Regions from separate parts of the Mus musculus genome. Here region 1 is linked to region 2. The links are chromatin loops, found by intact Hi-C in ENCODE. Cell type or tissue: heart. All regions are shown on one strand. Links, peaks and the distances in the headings refer to the core of each region. The heading gives the core; the rest is flanking DNA.

What was found. Peaks named below come from ENCODE experiments on the same cell type or tissue, not always from the same donor. Only the 100,000 strongest peaks of a DNase experiment are listed, where the experiment ranks them.
Region 1: a loop joins it to region 2, with 10 times the contacts of the local background. A loop is called at or near these places in 2 of 42 quality-filtered maps.

The regions. Positions count from the first base shown.
Region 1 is chr2:122,114,388-122,122,721 of GRCm38, forward strand. Spg11 (SPG11, spatacsin vesicle trafficking associated) reads right to left here and starts at 3,999. Exons shown (of 40, transcript NM_145531.2): 1 at 3,734-3,999; 2 at 221-402. The coding sequence starts at 3,981. Patl2 (protein associated with topoisomerase II homolog 2 (yeast)) reads right to left here. Exons shown (of 18, transcript NM_026251.2): 16 at 7,397-7,491; 17 at 6,773-6,921; 18 at 5,721-6,061. The coding sequence ends at 6,798. In heart, for the core only: no CTCF peak of the experiment used is centred there; a DNase peak (open chromatin) is centred at 4,014; H3K4me3 peaks cover 1,864 bases; H3K27ac peaks cover 2,216 bases.
Region 2 is chr2:122,025,475-122,033,808 of GRCm38, forward strand. Eif3j1 (eukaryotic translation initiation factor 3, subunit J1) reads left to right here and starts at 3,106. Exons shown (of 8, transcript NM_144545.4): 1 at 3,106-3,250; 2 at 3,334-3,437. The coding sequence starts at 3,199. In heart, for the core only: a CTCF peak has its summit at 3,997; DNase peaks (open chromatin) are centred at 1,817, 2,987 and 3,657; H3K4me3 peaks cover 2,864 bases; H3K27ac peaks cover 2,003 bases.

The sequences.
Region 1 (8,334 bases), core at 187-8,186, 89 kb after region 2:
GTGGCTATAGTATTGAGCAGTGTAGCCCGCCCTTTTGGTTTCACCTCTATGAGAACTTCTCATAACTTCTCACAAATAGTTGGTCATGGTGGCACACTCCTGACATCCCAGCACTTGTGAAACTGATGGAGGAGGACCACATGTTTGAGGGTGGCCTGTGCTACACAGTCACACTGTCTAAGAAAGGAAGCAAAAGTCCCAGACCTAAAATGACACTTACTGACACCTTGATCTTCAGTGAGCTTCTGCAGTGTCCTCCCACAACAGCCGTGTAATAAGGCTGCGTCACATCTTCCATCTCTCAAGTCAAATTCATATACGAGCAGCTCATAATCTTCTCTGGCAACAAGCAGCTTGGGCCTGTCTCTTGATGTGCTGTTCTGAGACTCCTCCCATAGGAACCTAAGAAAAAAAGTTTAGATTTATTGTGTTTCTATACCCACAATCCCACTAACCACAATAGTGGGGACCAACGGGCAGAACAAGGACAGCTTAGTTCACTGACAGCACCAACTCCACAATCCAGCCTAAGGGAATGAAAACACCGTCACAACTCTCTTCCTTCCCTTCCCTTCCCGTCTCCTAACTTCTTCCCACTCTTTTCCTCTACACTGAGAGTGGGGGTATGAAGTGAACACAGGGCAAGAAACTGTTCCCTTCAGCTTTTTAAACATCTTTTAAAAGCCTAATTATTCTTTGTAGGCCTGACTGTCCTGGTACTTGCTATGTAGACCAGGCTGGCCTCAAACTCACAGAGATCCACCTGTCTCTTCCTCCTGAGTGCTGGGATCAAAGGCATGTGCCACCATACCCAGTTGTAAATTTATTCCTTATAAAGTAAGTATATTACTTATTATAATCAATAAAATGGGCTTATACAGCTGGCGGTGACTCAAGTGGTTGAGAATACTTGTTCACAAATACAGTAACTGCAGTTCCAGGGGATCTGACATCCTTTCCTGGTCTCTGCTGGTACCATGCACATGATGCACATATATACTTGCAGGCAAACGCTCACAAACAAAAAATAAATAATGTTTTAAATGGGCTTTGACTGAATTGGATTATTTCAGATTTAAAAATTAATTATTTACATCTGCAGTCTTTGAGTACTCCAGAATGCTATGTTACAGAACAACCCTCCCTAATAGAACTTTGTGATGATACAAATGTTCTATTTCAGTGCTGCTCAAGACAGCCAACAATCCGTGGGCAGATATGGCTACAGGGCACTTCTACTGTGGGTACTGCAAAAAAGAACTGTTACGGTAAAGACGGTCCAGCTTAGCCACATGTGGCTGGCTAATGACTATCATACTAGACAGCATAGTCACCAAAGTTGGCTAGCAAGGACAGAGAGAGACTAATTATATTACATTATATTTTAAAATAAACCTAAGGGCTGTAGAAGTTGCTTAGGGGCTAAAGAGCTAGCTCCACAGGCTGGAGAGTGGCACTTGGATACTCAGAACCCACACGAGAGCCAGTCAGGCTTGGTGGCCTGGCTGCCTGTAATCCTAGCACTCAGGAGTCAGAGACAAAAGATCCTGGGGACAAGCTAGCCATCTAGACCAACTCAAGCCTGTGAGCTCTTGGTTTCAGATCGAGACTCTGACTCTGAAATGAAGAGGAGGGTCAGCAATGGTTCATCAGGGAAGGACACATGCATGTGCTTTGCAACCTGAGTTGGATCTCTGAACTCCATGTCAAGGTGGATGCAGAGAACCAACCGCATGGAGTTGTTTTCTGACCTCCACAGTTTTATGCTGTGCCATGTTCATGAGCACGTGCACACACACCCAAACATTAATAATAATAAATAAAAAATTCAAATTACTGTGGCAAGCAATCTAGGAAGACACTCAATATCAATATCAGGCCTCCACATGTATACATGCACACATTCACACACATGTAAAAACTAAAATAAAAAGGTCCAAGCTGGGCATAGCAACATTGTCTTAGCTACTCAGAAGGCCGAGGAAGGGTCTCTTGAGCCCAGAAACTGAACACCCTAAGCAACATAGCAAGACTCTATCACTGGGTTGGAGAGATGGCTCAGCGGTTAAGAGGGCAGACTGCTCTTCCAAAGGTCCTGAGTTCAAATCCCAGCAACCACATGGTGGCTCACAACCATCTGTAACAGGGTCTGATGCACTCTTCTAGTGTGTGTCTGAAGACAGCTACAGTGTATTCATAGTAATAAAATAAATAAATCTTAAAAAAAGAAAAGACTATCACTAATATGTATGAGCCAGATCTGGTGACTCGATAGCAATCACTTTCTTTAGTGGCTGAGACAAGAAGACTGAGTTTGGGGCCAGTCTGGGCTACAGAGAAAGACCTATCTTAAGATCAGTCAATATGGCCCAACTCTGAAAACACTAAAAGAGATGAGGCTACCACTCTGATAGTTTCAACTTCTTTTAAAAACTTTGCTTTTCTACAATAATAAGTTTATATTAAATGGGGTGGCTATGAGGTTCTTATTAGAAACACTGACAGTTCCCATTTCTGCCTTTATATACCAAGAACACACAGGCACTCCAACACACACCAGACATGAGAACAGTAGAAAGCTGGGATGGAAGTACGTGCTTATAATTCCAGCATTGGAGAGGAGGAGGTAAGAGGGTTGGGAACTCACAGGCATCCTTGGGTCCAGGCCAGCCTGAGCTCCATGAGACCGTATCACAAGGGGGTAAAAAGATGGGTTAAAATACTTGCTGACTCAGCAAACTCATCTTGTGTCTATAGAGCTGTTGAAGAGCCTGGAGACTCAAAGTGAGATACCTGTTGGCTATACAGTCTCATATAGATTGATCCTAAAATACTTACTTCCCTTTATTAAAAAGGTCAGCATATACTCAGGGGACTTCTAAACTTTATGATGTAAACTGTTTTATGAAAAGTGGAAAGCAATATAATATTGTAATTCTCTACCTTCTCAATCCATGGGAGCCTCATGTCTAAGAAACAGCGGACATGCCAGGTATGGAGTATACAAGCCTGTAATCTCAGCATTAGAAGGGGTAAAACAGGAGGATTGTGAATTGCAAGCCAATCTGGCTATATCTTGAGACTGTGATTTAAACATGGAAAACGTAGGGCTGGAATACCGTTCAGTGACCTCAGAGCACTTGTGTAAATGAATGGACAAGTTTAAAGAGGAGCAGGGGCTGGAGTGGGCGTGGTGGTGGCTGTGTTTGCAAGAAAACATTATTTTAGAGACAAAAAAAAATGCTTTAGAAATAAGCCTTATCTGGCATTTTAAAACAAAGTAGACTGTCTGGTAGTGCAGGCAGAGACAGGCCGATCTCTGTAGGCTCCAGGCTATATTTCGAGTTCTAGAATACCTAGGGATACATAGTGAAGAGGGGGAGGAGGAGGTAGAGAAAGATAGGCTTAGAACTCCTTTCAGTGACAATCTGTATTGAATTAAAGAAACAGGACCTGTGCTGAGACCCATCCAGGGTTTGCAGGGGCTATCAAGGAGTGAGACATCTTCTCTGTCCACCCAGGAAGTGAGCCGTGAGTTGCAACAAGGTGAGGATTTCACTTCGGGATGGGAAAGGTTCCGAGAGGCACGGGGCTCGATCCTGAGGAGGCTCCCCAGTGGTTCATCCTCTCCCACCAACCCAGGGGCCGGCGAGAGGCGAGCCCAGGACTCCCCTCCGGAGCGGCTCAGATTTCAGCCTCCTCCCACAGCCTGCAGCCGTCCCGCAGCACTTACTGCCTAAAGGGTCCTGGGAGGCAGCAGCTGCTCCCACCCCTGCTGCCCGGCGCCAAGGAAAGCACTTGGAGACTGCCCGCAGCCGTCAGGCTCCCCAGGGCCTCCAGCTCTCGGTGCAGCTGCGCCCGCGGTCCCAGCTGCGCCGTCTCCTCAGCTGGGATCCGCACCAGCAGCATGGGCAGGACCCGCTCCATGGCCCCGGCACAGCCGGGGGAGGCAGCACTTCCGGGCCCTGGCTGGGCAGCCATCTTGGCCTGGGCGGTCCTTCCGGTAGAGGCGCCCGAATGCGTCACGGACCTGCGCAGTGATTCGGACCTTGTGACTCTCACGAGAGAGGCGGTCCTGCGCCCGGCATTTGCTCAGCTTGGGGTGGAGGCGGCTCTAAACGGAATCCTGCAAAAACCACGCCTGCCCCTCCCTGCTCAGCTCAATTCAATAATACGCCAGGGCCTTTCAGCTGCTTGTGCTGTCCTTGCTACCAAAGATTTCTAAGGCAGGTGCTTCTTACTCCATTGAAACCCTGTTGCTGGCTCCTCTTCACTTTTTGTGCTGCTCGGTTAACAGGCATCTGGTAGTGCGCTTTTCTTGGTAGCAAGTACTCTTTTAAAGTCTAGAACTAATAAAGAACCCTCTACCATTTTAAAAAAAAAAAAAAAAAGCAGGGCTTCACAACAGACCCCCTCCCCCCATCCCCGGCTTCGAGAAATCGGCCCCTCTACGGAGTGGTATGGAGTTTTGGAAAGCAACTATCTCCATCAGATGCCTGGGATCCCAGAGTTTGAAAAATCAATCTGACTCATTTCCCCCATCAGGAAGTTTTGAAGAGCAGTTTACCAAAAATAAAATAAAATAAAATAAAATAAATTCTACAAGCCCTTCCTCCTCCTGACTGCAAAAACTAATTTTCAGACCCTTCGAGATGAATTTTCTTGTACCCGTGGGTACCCAGTCTCAGGATTTGGGAGTGTAAACTTCTCAGACCAATAGATCTCCTTTTGAGGTCAAACAATCTATTCTTTGTGGTCCTCCACCAAGGACTCTGTTACAAACATGAAGGTTAACATGGAGATTGAAGTCAAACGATATCCTTTGTAACAGATGGATGCATACAGAGTAGAGATGGTGAAATAGTTCACCTTTCAATTTCTTCTGTTTTTCTCAGGAAAGTACAATCTGATACAGAAGAGAAGAGGTAGAGAGCTATTGAAAAGGCATTTGGTCAAGCTATTTATTTGATAAAGGTTCTCTAGTGGCCTTAGACACCTGATCCTCCTTCACCAGCTTTTCAGGTTCTAGGAATACAGGATTATGCCTCCATGCCTACTTAACAGTGTCTTTCTAACACAGCCACTTCTACAAACTGAACATTTTGACTTAATGGCAACCTGCTAACATGCCTTCCTGGCTCAGTCTAAAGTCTAAAGCCCCTCTCTATTCCAGTCACTCTCAAATCATAGTATTTATGACTAATTAACATTTTATGTCAATTCCTGACCAAACTCTATGTAAGCCTGGAAATAGCAGAGACCTGTGCACCACTGTTATCTTCCTGCCTGAATCCCAGCCTGGCTCATAAAAGGTACTTTAGTATTTCTTGATGAATGCAGGACTTCATTTGACAAAATGCTGCCATGTTCTTCTCTTTCTTTCTTTCTTTCTTTCTTTCTTTCTTTCTTTCTTTCTTTCTTTCTTTCTTTCTTTCTTTCTTTCTTTCTTTCTTTTAAATTTACTTTATTTATGAGTACACTGTAGCTGTCTTCAGACACACCAGAAAAGGGCATGGGATCTCATTAAAGGTGGTTGTGAGCCACCATGTGGTTGCTGGGAATTAAACTCAGGACCTCTGGAAGAGCATTGAGTGCCCTTAACCACTGAGCCATCTCTCCAGTCCCCATGTTATTTTCTTATGTCAAGGAAGATGCTTATATCCAAATCTCTCAGCCTTAGCTGAACTGTTTGGTTTACATAAAGTCTGGCAACACGGAAGCAACATCCCAGATTAGACTTTTATTAAATACAAGGCCTTTCCCCTTATTAGGAAGGATATTCTTGACATATTCAAAAAAATGTCCTTCGTTGTAATTCCAAACTTACAAACAAGTTTCAACATATCATTTGATATTTCTTTAATCATACCTAAAGTAGTCATGCCTTAATTTTAGGCAAGTCACCTAGATTTTAAGAAAGGATATGACAATGTGGCAGGGTCCTCCAACATAACAAAGTATAGGAAATGGCCTCAACTGTCACTGTAGACAGGTGATGGAGTTCCGTTTCTGATATTTCAGCTTCTCACATTAACTAATACATCAGTAGATACAGGCAAGCCTACAAAGAACAAGAGTTAACTGCAAACACAATTCCATTTTACAAGTATTTATGGTTTAATTCATGCTTGGCTCATTCTAACAGTGGGTAAGTTCTAAGGACAGAGATGTTCTCTTATTTCTCTTATAGCCTGAAATAGTCTCTCAACTGTTGTTTGAATGAACTAGTTATTCAACTTTTCAGACTATGGCTCTGAAATAGCACCTACAAGTGACCAAACACTGAGAATAAATACAAAGTTGTGGCTAAACAGACCACAGGGCCCTAATGAGTCCAGACTGGGTTACTCAGTAAATGCCTGAGTATCTAGAGCAACTTTTAGATTTTTGTATTACATTTTCACACACATACACACACTCCACAGTGAACCTTTGGAGGTCACAGGACAACTTGCAGGAGTCACTTGCCTCATTACATGATATGAATCTACCTGCTGAGCCATCTCACTGACCCAAGAACTTTGTTTGTTTATTTGGTTGGTTTGGTTTGGGGTTTTTGAGACAGAATCTCATATCTCACTATGTAGTCTTGGCTGGCTTGGAACTCACTTCTGACCCTAAGTGATAAGACCAAAGGCATGTATGACCATGCTTGGCTCATAGAACTAGGTGTAAAGCTCATTATTTTCCATGATCACAGTTTATAGGAGATTTGATGCACAGACTTGGACTGGGCTTGACAAGGTGAGACTTTGTTTATATAAGCACTTACTCCATTCTGGCTTCCAGCTGCTGAACTAATTGCTTGTCCATGTGATGGCAGAACAGGGAAGCAGATTCCTGGGGAAGGCTAGAGGCTCCGCCAAGGATGCTGCAGGCAACTGAGCTATCTCCCAGGCAATCAGAATCACCAAGTCTGTCCTAAGGGACAGAAAAGAGAGGCCTAGCAGAGCCTTTATGTTTATGCAGGAAACTGATGTCCAGGCAAAGTCTGTTATTCCTCTTCCACCACTGTAGGCATAGATTCCATCGCAGACAGCGATTGAGAGGTAACGTCTGTACATTTGCTATGCACCTGATGATGCCTAGCCATCCTCCTTCCTATTTGATTTTAACTCTAAGGAGTTGATAGTACTACTCCCAGCTGAGGAAACTGACTAAGACGTGAAGTGTGTCAAAGTTACATTGCAGTAGACAGGTCTGTCTGACTCGAAGTGTATTTTCTTTAATTACTATGACCCTGTCCCCTGTGGGAAACCAACATTCCGACATAGGACACTATGTAGGGCAGGGCAGGAGAAGATTCAGCACTCGAATCTATTCTTCAGGAACTCTTTCCCAGGGCTCCCACACACCAGGGCATTGGCGTGTATTGACAAGGCCTTTACAGTCTTACCAGGTTGCACAGTCACTGCTGGATCGGAGGGAAGGATCCAGGGATACCAGCTGCTCTCCATGACTCAGCAAGGCATATAGCAGAGATATCCCAAACTGTGAGCGAAATACAGTTCAAGACAAAATGAGGTCTACAGTTCTACAGGCTCCCCTGGCTTTGCTGTCTTCCTCCAACTTAAAGGACAGGCTTGTGTGTACAGATAGAGAGCAATATACAAGAGCTGCCAGATTTTACAGCTAAACAAAGAGCTCTTCCACACCCAAAGGAACCACTGCCCTGAACTTTCCATGCGCTCTCTGAGAGCTGACAAGATGGGGGTCATCTAGTGAATGAGGAGCCTGGACTCTGCTGCAGGTGGTCTGTGGGCCATACTTTCAGAAGCACTACTTTAAGCACACAAGAGCACACAAGAGAATGCCCTAGAAATTGACAGAGACTGTCAAATCTATAGTGGCATACTTAAAAACTTGCTGTTGTAGACTGGGGTGGAGTTCAGTGGTATGGAAAGTGCTGAGTAGACACAGGCCTTGTTTGAATGCTCAGCACAAAGAAAAATATAAGAGCCGGGGCATGGTGGCACACGCCTTTAATCCCAGCACTGGGGAGGCAGAGGCAGGCGGATTTCTGAGTTCGAGGCCAGCCTGGTCTACAAAGTGAGCTCCAGGACAGCCAGGGCTATACAGAGAAACCCTGTCTCGAAAAACCAAGGGAAAAAAAAAACAAAACAAAGAAAAACAAGACTGTCTTTCCTTTAGTCAGGAACTAATATTATAGACACGTGGGATATCTGTCTGCCGTGGGATATCTGTCTGCCTCTCCCTCCCTCCCCCTCCTTCCTCCCCCCCCCCCCCCGCCTCTCTCCCTCTCTCCTCTAAAGGGTATACAATAAAAAGTTTGGAGACACACCTTTAATACCAGCACTTGGGAGGCAGAGGCAG
Region 2 (8,334 bases), core at 13-8,012:
TACAGAATTGGAATGTAAAAACAATCCAGGGGCTGGAGAGATGGCTCAGTGGTTAAGAGCACTGACTGCTCTTCCGAAGGTCCAGAATTCAAATCCCAGCAGCCACATGGTGGCACAACCATCCGTAATGAGATCTGATGCCCTCTTCTGGGGTGTCTGAAGATAGTGACAGTGCACTTATATATAATAATAAATCTTAAAAAAAAAATCCAAAGAATAGTAAACATCTCTTCAAGATCTATGTGGTCAAACAATTTTTCCTGTATTCTTTATTGTAAGAAGGATTCATTATTGAGTCATTTTTAAGGCGAATTACTGAGCATTTATTATGTACCAGGTACTGGGAATACAGCAGCAAAGAAAAGAGAGAGCTACATGTTTGCACACAGGTCTGCCACCCCATCTCACCTAATTGGGAAGCAGAGGCAGGAGGATGAATCTAGAGTGAAGGTCAACAATTAACTAGCAAGTTCCAGATCTAAGACCTTGTTTTATCCCCCCCCCCATCTCACAATAACGGGGAACAAGCAAGAGACCCATGCTTCAGATAGAAAACAGGATCATCACAGAAGGAATGTGATGACAAACCTGGAAAACAGATAACCAAGCGTGCTATCACAGTTTATATGATGCTAGGGACTGAACTCGGGGCCTTCTGCATGCTAGGCAAGCACTCTGCCCACTGAGCTACATGTCAAGCCCACAGAAGGGACTCCTGCAAAGGGGACATTTGGCTTTAATGTGAAAGAGGAGAAGCGATCCATGGGGAGTGTGGGAAGAGCACCACAGTCAGAAATATTGACTCTAAAGCTCCTAGAAGTAGCCTCAGCAATGAAGGGAATAAGGGAGGTGGGGGTGGGGCAATCAGAGGGTAGGAGAAATGGCAGAGGGAGAAAAAGATGAAGAAAAAGAGACCAGCATATGTCTGAAGTAGGACAGCCTATGCAAGGTCTTATTGACCAGGAAAAGACGCTGAACTTTCATTTGGGGACAGGGTCACATATAACCCAGGCTGCCCTCAGACTTCCTATGGAGTTGAGTATGGCTTTCCTTTTCCATCCTCCTGCCTCCACCTCCTGAGTGTGTGGGGTTACATTGTGTGCATGTATCATTTATATGGTGCTAAGGATTGAATTTATGGCCTTGTGCATGTTGGGCAAACAGTCTGCCAACTATGTTACATCCCCAGGCTAAAAAGTTGAGGTTTTTCTAAAAACAAAGTCATTAAAGATATTTTATCTGGAAGGAAGCAATGTTATTTACTATTTATTCAGACAGGTTGGGACAGATCCTGGATGCATAAGTCTTCCTTCCTAGGGTCTTGTCTTAATTTGGATTCACGACTGGATCAACATGTATTACAATGCTTTACTCAATTTATTGATTTAAACATTAGTCACATCTAACATTCACAGCGATTAGACTGGTATTTGACTAAAAGCTAGGGGACATAGGTACCACAGTCTAGTCAAGCTGATAAATAGAATTAGCCATTCTGTTGCCTTTGACCTTAAAATAGTTTTCAGACTGGTTCCTTCCTCTCCATTGTCACTGGCTTAATTTGGGCTTGAGTTATCCTTGCAGAATTAATTCATTCGAGTTGGAAATCGCATAGCTCAGTGGTAATGCAAGGAAGGCAGAGGCTCTTGGTTTTATCCTATACTTATGTACTAGGTACTTTGTAAAATCATAAATGGATTTTTTTTTTTTTTTTTTTTGGTTTTTTGAGACAGGACTTCTCTGTGTAGCCCTGGCTGTCCTGGCACTCTGTAGACCAGGCTGGCCACCACGTGTGCCACCACGCTGGGCGGATGCTTTCTTTTATAGAGCGTCATCTCTCATTTTAATAATGCTGTCGAACAGCTGAGCGTGGTGGCGCACGCCTTTAATCCCAGCTCTCGGGAGGCAGAGGCAGGCTGATTTCTGAGTTTGAGGCCAGCTTGGTCTACTGAGTGAGTTCCAGGACAGCCAGGGCTACACAGAGAAATCCTGTCTCGAAAACAAACAAACAAACAAACAAACACAAAAAAATTGCGGTAGAACATTTCTTGAAAGACCACCTTATAAAATGTTTACTTGTAGACGAAAAATACACAAGAAACGGAAAGTACTAAGAATGGCTGATGTGTGTCTGTTTTTTTTAAAGACTTAAAACCTAAGCTCATGCCTTTAATCCCAGCACCTGGGAGCCAGCCTGGTTCACAGAGCGAGTTCCAGGACAGCCCAGGCTACAGAGAGAAACTTGTCTTAAAAACAAAGCAAAACAAAACAAAAAACTTTAAAAACAATGAATATATTGGAAAATCAGACAATATCTAAACTAGCTCCTTCCTTCTTAATGTCCTTACTGGGAAGCCCTGTGCCAAGGGGGAGAGAATTTTGCTCCTTTTAGGTTCTTTTTATCAGTTTACCTGTTAGAATGCACTCAGATGAGCACCACAAGCCTTCTCTCTACCAGAAATGCACCGGAGCACAAGTCACTTGGTTTCTCAAACTCCAGCTTCACCAGTGCCTACCGCGGGCAGAAAACTGAAACTTCCGTCGTCGTTAATGCTACCTTTTTAACATCTAACCTCATAATGCTTCTTTTTGTTGCAGCCACTGCACTGTGTCGAAATCTGTTTACATAACTATTTTGCTACTGTGTTGAGGACAAACTAGAATAAGCCTGGGACGGACCACGGAACTCCGAAATGTTTTCGCCAAAACAATCACCGTGCAGGACTTCGGGTGATCACCGGAAGGGAGAACCAGGGAGACTTGGAGTATACTTCCATCTCCGTGCCCGAATGCTAGGAGGCCACGGGATATCTGCCCTGTCCACTTCCTCCTCGCTGCTCGCCTGCTGCCGGCTCACGATCAGCCAGCACTAGAAGACCCACTCGCTAGCCGAGCACCGCCCGACTCACGCGTGCGCACTTCCTTTCTCTTCTCGCGGGGGGTGGGGGATGAGGGGGTGAGGGGTGTGGCTTGGGGGGACCAGGCTGGTCCGCGTCTCCCAGCCCAGCGTCGCCCCACCCCGCCCGCCCCGCCCCTGCCGCGCGCGTCGCCCGTGGGGCGGAGCCTCTGCCGGGCGCCCAGTCAGCCACTGTCCCAGCCTGCCCTGCGCGGGCCAACGAGAGCCAGCCCAGTGACTCACCTCTGCCGCGCTAACTCTTCGCAGCTCTTCCCATCGCACACGCTCACCCCCGGTTCGAGATGGCGGCGGCGGCGGCGGCGGCAGCGGCGGCGGGGGACTCAGACTCTTGGGGTGAGCAGAAGTTCCGGCCCAAATGCGGGCTGTGGCGGCCCCGCTCCCACGCGGGTACTAACGCGACTCGCTCTCTTCCGTAGACGCGGACACGTTCTCTATGGAGGACCCGGTGCGGAAGGTCGCGGGCGGCGGCACGGCCGGCGGGGACCGCTGGGAAGGCGAGGACGAGGACGAGGACGTGAAGGTAGGTTCGGGCCCGGGAGCCAGGCTACGCCCGTGGGCGCCGGCTGCGGGCGGGGAGATCGGGCCCCCGGGGCGCCGCCCGGGCCTGCGGGCCGTGGGTCCCGCGTGAGCTTCGGCCCGGAGGTTCCCTCGGCTGGACGGCCATGTGGGCAGCAAGGCGGCAGCTTGTCCGGCCGGACTCTGCGGAGGGTGGTGACCGCCTGGGCCCCAGCCCTTCACCGAGGGTCGGCTCTCTGGCCTGGAACCTAACTGGAGACGAGAAGTGACAGCAGCAGTCCGGTCGGCCCACGTGCTATCTTCGCAGTCCAGAACCTCTCACCGAAACTAGGCGAACAGATCGGGAACTCGGTTTCAGTGTTTGTCCCATATGGAAAGTCGTGGATCCGCTTTTCCTAGTTCGGCTCTCCCATGTGTCAGTAACTTAGGTATGATTGTGAAGGCCGGTAGCTCGTTTGAGCGATTAGATGGAGAAAATACATTGAATTTTCTAAACTAGAATTGGAGTAGTAAAACAACTTTTAGCTCTCCCTTCCCCCACCCTGTGGTAAGAAGGATGAACTGAGAGCACTGAGATAACCATCGGGTTAGTGGACAGAACTGTGAACTCTGAAAAACAGAGCTAACAGTTATTCATCTACACAGGGACAGACAGGCTTAGAAAAAAACCCCAAAGAGTTGGTGGTTGTGGTAGACCAGGGGCCAGTGGTTTGTTTGTTTTTTTTTTTTTTTGTATTGTAAATTCGAGTCCTATTCACCTTTATTGTTCTTAAAAACTCTCACGGGCTCATCTTACAGCTTTAGATATACTGTTTGGATTTTTCATTTTTACTCTGAACTTTGCTGAAGTGTATGTCTACTTTACCAGACAGCCTGAATTTGAGGAATGAAGTGATCTTTGTGTACATTGAAGTTAATAATGAAGTTAATAATAGTGCTGTTGACTGGCTACTTACGTGCTTTCTTTATCTATTGTATGTATACACTTGGGCATGGTTTGTTACCGACCTTATATTATCCTATCACGGCAGATTTTCAGTTTTGACTTTTCACTTTTCCTAGGAAGTAGAAGTTAGGACATCTTATAAAGTTAAAGAAGTTAAAGTTGGGCTGGAGAGATGGCTCAGCGATTAAGAGCACTGACTGCTCTTCTGAAGGTCCTGAGTTCAAATCCCAGTAACCACTAGCCACCCATCTGTAATGAAATCTGATGCCCTCCTACAGTGTACTTATATGTAATAATAAATAAGTCTTGGGAAAAAAAAAAAGTCAAGAGATGGGAGTAAGTTTAAAACAAAACAGGGGACAGTGGGGGGAAAGTAAAGGAGGCGGGAATAAATGCCAAAAGGTTGTTTAAAGCTTTCAGTAATGATGCCATGTAGTATCTACCTGGGGTTATGGAATGTAAATGGTGTCATTCCTGATGTTTATAATTCGTATCACTTAACAGTGGTTGTGGACCTTCCTGGTGCTGTGAACTTTTAGCTTGTATTTAACATGTTGTGGTGACCTCTCCCAAGCATAAAGTTATTTTTTGCTACTTTATAACTAATTTTGCTGCTATTATGAATTGTAAATATCTGATGCAGGATATCTGAGCTCTGAAAGGGTTGTTGGAGACCCACAGTGAGAACCACTGTAAGTTGATAAGTGTAAGAGCTAACTTTGGGGAGACTTAGAGGTGAGTTACTTGTAAAATCCACGTATCCACTCACTCTTTCAGTGCAGACTTACTTTCGTATACATAACCAGTCTTTTTTTTTGGTATTTTTCAAGACAGGGTTTTTCTGTGTAGCCCTGGCTGTCCTGGAACTCACTCTGTAGACCAGGCTGGCCTCAAACTCAGAAATCCGCCTGCCTCTGCCTCCCGAGTGCTGGGATTAAGGGAGTGCACCGGCTGACATAACCAGTCTCATACATAATGTTTGAAGTTGATGTTGCAGATTGGAAGCTGATTTTGTCCATCCTGTTGTAGTGTTAAAATTTTGCTTTATTTCTGTCTCATGATACAGTATATAAAAATAGTTTTTGACTCCTGGGTTTTAGAAACAAACTGGATTATGTTACCTTGGCATTTTCTAGTTACTCTTTCTCAATATGTAAGTAATTGTAATGAGACTTGCATTACATACTTTTTTTGTTGTTTTTTGCATGTTTTGTTTAGAGACTGGGTCTCACTGTGTCAACCAGGCTGGCTTTGAACTTCACAGAAGTCTGCCTGGCTCTGCCTCGTGAGTGCTGGGATTAAAAGAGTACACCAACATCAGAATCACTTTTTTTTTTAAGATTTGTTTATTTATTTTATGTACATAAGCACACTGTAGCTGTGCAGATGGTTGTGAGCCTTCATGTGGTTATTGGGGATTGAATTTTTTGTAGGACCTTACTCGCCTCAGAGTAAGAGTGAGAGTCCCTGCTTGCTCTGGCCCAAAGATTTATTATTATAAATAAGTACACTGTAGCTGTCTTCTGATACACTAGAAGAGGGCGTTAGATCTCATTACAGGTAGTTGTGAGCCACCATGTGGTTGCTGGGATTTGAACTCAGAACCTTTGGAAGAGTAGTCAGTGATTGATCTCACCCACTGAGCTATCCTGCCAGCCCTACTTTGTGGTTTTTTTTTTTTTTGAGACAGGGTTTCTCTGTGTAGCCCTGGCTGTCCTGGAACTCACTTTGTAGACTAGGCTGGCCTCGAACTCAGAAATCCACCTGCCTCTGCCTCTCAGGTGCTGGGATTAAAGGCATGCCACCACCGCCCAGCTCCTACTTTGTGTTTTAAATGAGCATTAGCAGGGCTTCCTAGCACTTGGTAGATATTCAGGAAATACTAATTTTCATTGATGTCTTCCTTCTTTTATCCTAATGGAAATATTTTGACTGCTAAAATCTAATATCTGAGGTTTATTTTATGCCACACTTTATCATTTCCTAAGGCCAGAAGGATCATATTTCTTCTAGTGTCTATTTACTATGAATTTTGTGTTTTTATTGGAAGATCATGGTTATCAAACAAATTTGCCCATTCAGAAGTTTGTTAGAATTGAAATTTGTCACCTTGCATAGCAGTGAGTTATATTACAAACTATTGAATTTTGGTGTTTTAGCATTTAATCATTTTGTGGTAGTATGCAAGACTTATTTGTTTTCATGAAGTCAAATAATCGTAGTTCTTAAACAATTCAGTATGTGAATTAAAAAAACAAGATTGGTGAATGGCAAGTGTAGTTCAGGAAGTGAGGAAGTCGGAAGAGTCCCCTGAGTTCAAGAGGTTAAGACCAACTTGGCCGGTAGAGCAAGAGTTCTATGGCAAAACTGTAGGAAGTGTTTTTTTTTTTTTTTTTTTTTTTTTTTTTCGAGACAAGAGTTTCTCTGTATAGCCCTGGCTGTCCTGGAACTCACTTTGTAGACCAGGCTGGCCTCGAACTCAGAAATCTGCCTGCCTCTGCCTCCCGAGTGCTGGGATTAAAGGCGTGCGCCACCACGCCCGGCGGAAGTGTTCTTTTAATGTGGGGTCAAGTGCTTGATCTTTATAAATTACCAGTTTAATGCCACTTACAGTGTCTATCTTAGTTACTCACTCTAGTTGACGGTCCTTTTTAGTATTTTACCTTTCTGGTTGTTCAGTAGCTGTCTTGCAGTGACAAAAATGGACATAAGCTATAGACCTCTTAATATTCATGGAGGAGGACAGACTTTTTCCCAGTATAAAGGTAAAACCTAGTGGCTAGAGAGATGGCCTAAGAGCAGTGTTCTCTTCAAGAGGACCAGAGTCAGATTCCTAGCATTTACATCACAGCTGTCTGTGGCTTTAGCTCCAGGCATCTGGTATCTCTGTCCTTGTAGACCTGCTGTCACACGCACATGCATATCCACAGGTAGGCAGACATACTTTTTTTTTTTGGGGGAAGTAAGGAGTGTACATCTTATTTTTACTTAGTATTTACTTAGACTTTTTCTTACTATCCTGATATGCAGAGGTAGCAGGAAGAAATGTTTGCTTTGTGTGTGTGTGTGTATATGAATATATATATATATATGAATATATATATGTGTGTATGTATGTGTGTATATATATATGACTAGAGTAATGTGCAGGATGTAGATGCAGTACCTACTGAAAGGATGAGTACCTACTGAAAGCACGGGCAATGCAGCTTTAAAGTCATTTTACTAGATTCCCTACGTCCATTTCAGTTGAACAGGTTACAGATTGGGTTTATTATTCGAAAGATGTACAGAGGAAACTTCTGACTGTGTTCAGCTGTCTCTGGCATTTTTTATTTTGTTTTTGTTTGTTTTTTTTATGTTTAGTTATTTCAGGCAGGATCTCATGTGGCCCAAGGCTGGCCTCACTCTCAGCCAGCTGAATTCTGGGACCTTGCCTACAGACATTTGAGTACTAGGATTGAAGGCATGTACAACTACTCCTAGTTTATGCCTCCTTCAGGATAGAACTCAGGGCAAGCCACCAACTAAACTACATCTCCAGCCCTCAGCTGTGTGTTTCTCTAGTTGCCTTGTAGAATTTATTACACAAGGTCTCAGAGAACTGTCCCAGGTAAAAGCTATGCACTGAGCAGTCAAGTCTTACTCATTTACTTTAAGGATCTGTCCAAATTAATAATACAAATCCTCCAGAATAAGGACATCTTTTTTCAAGTATTAGCACTTCTGAGGAATAGGATCTATATTTAATTTGATTTTTGTTTGTCTTTTTGTGTGTATGTGTGTGTTTGTCTTTTTATATTCTACTTTTGGGGTAGGATTTCCTTCCAATTTGGATCTTCTGGCTTCAGCCTTCCAATTTTTAAAAATTTTTATTTTTTGGCTTTTTCGAGACAGGGTTTCTCTCTATAGCCCTGGCTTTCCCGGAACTCACTTTGTAGACCAGGCTGGCCTC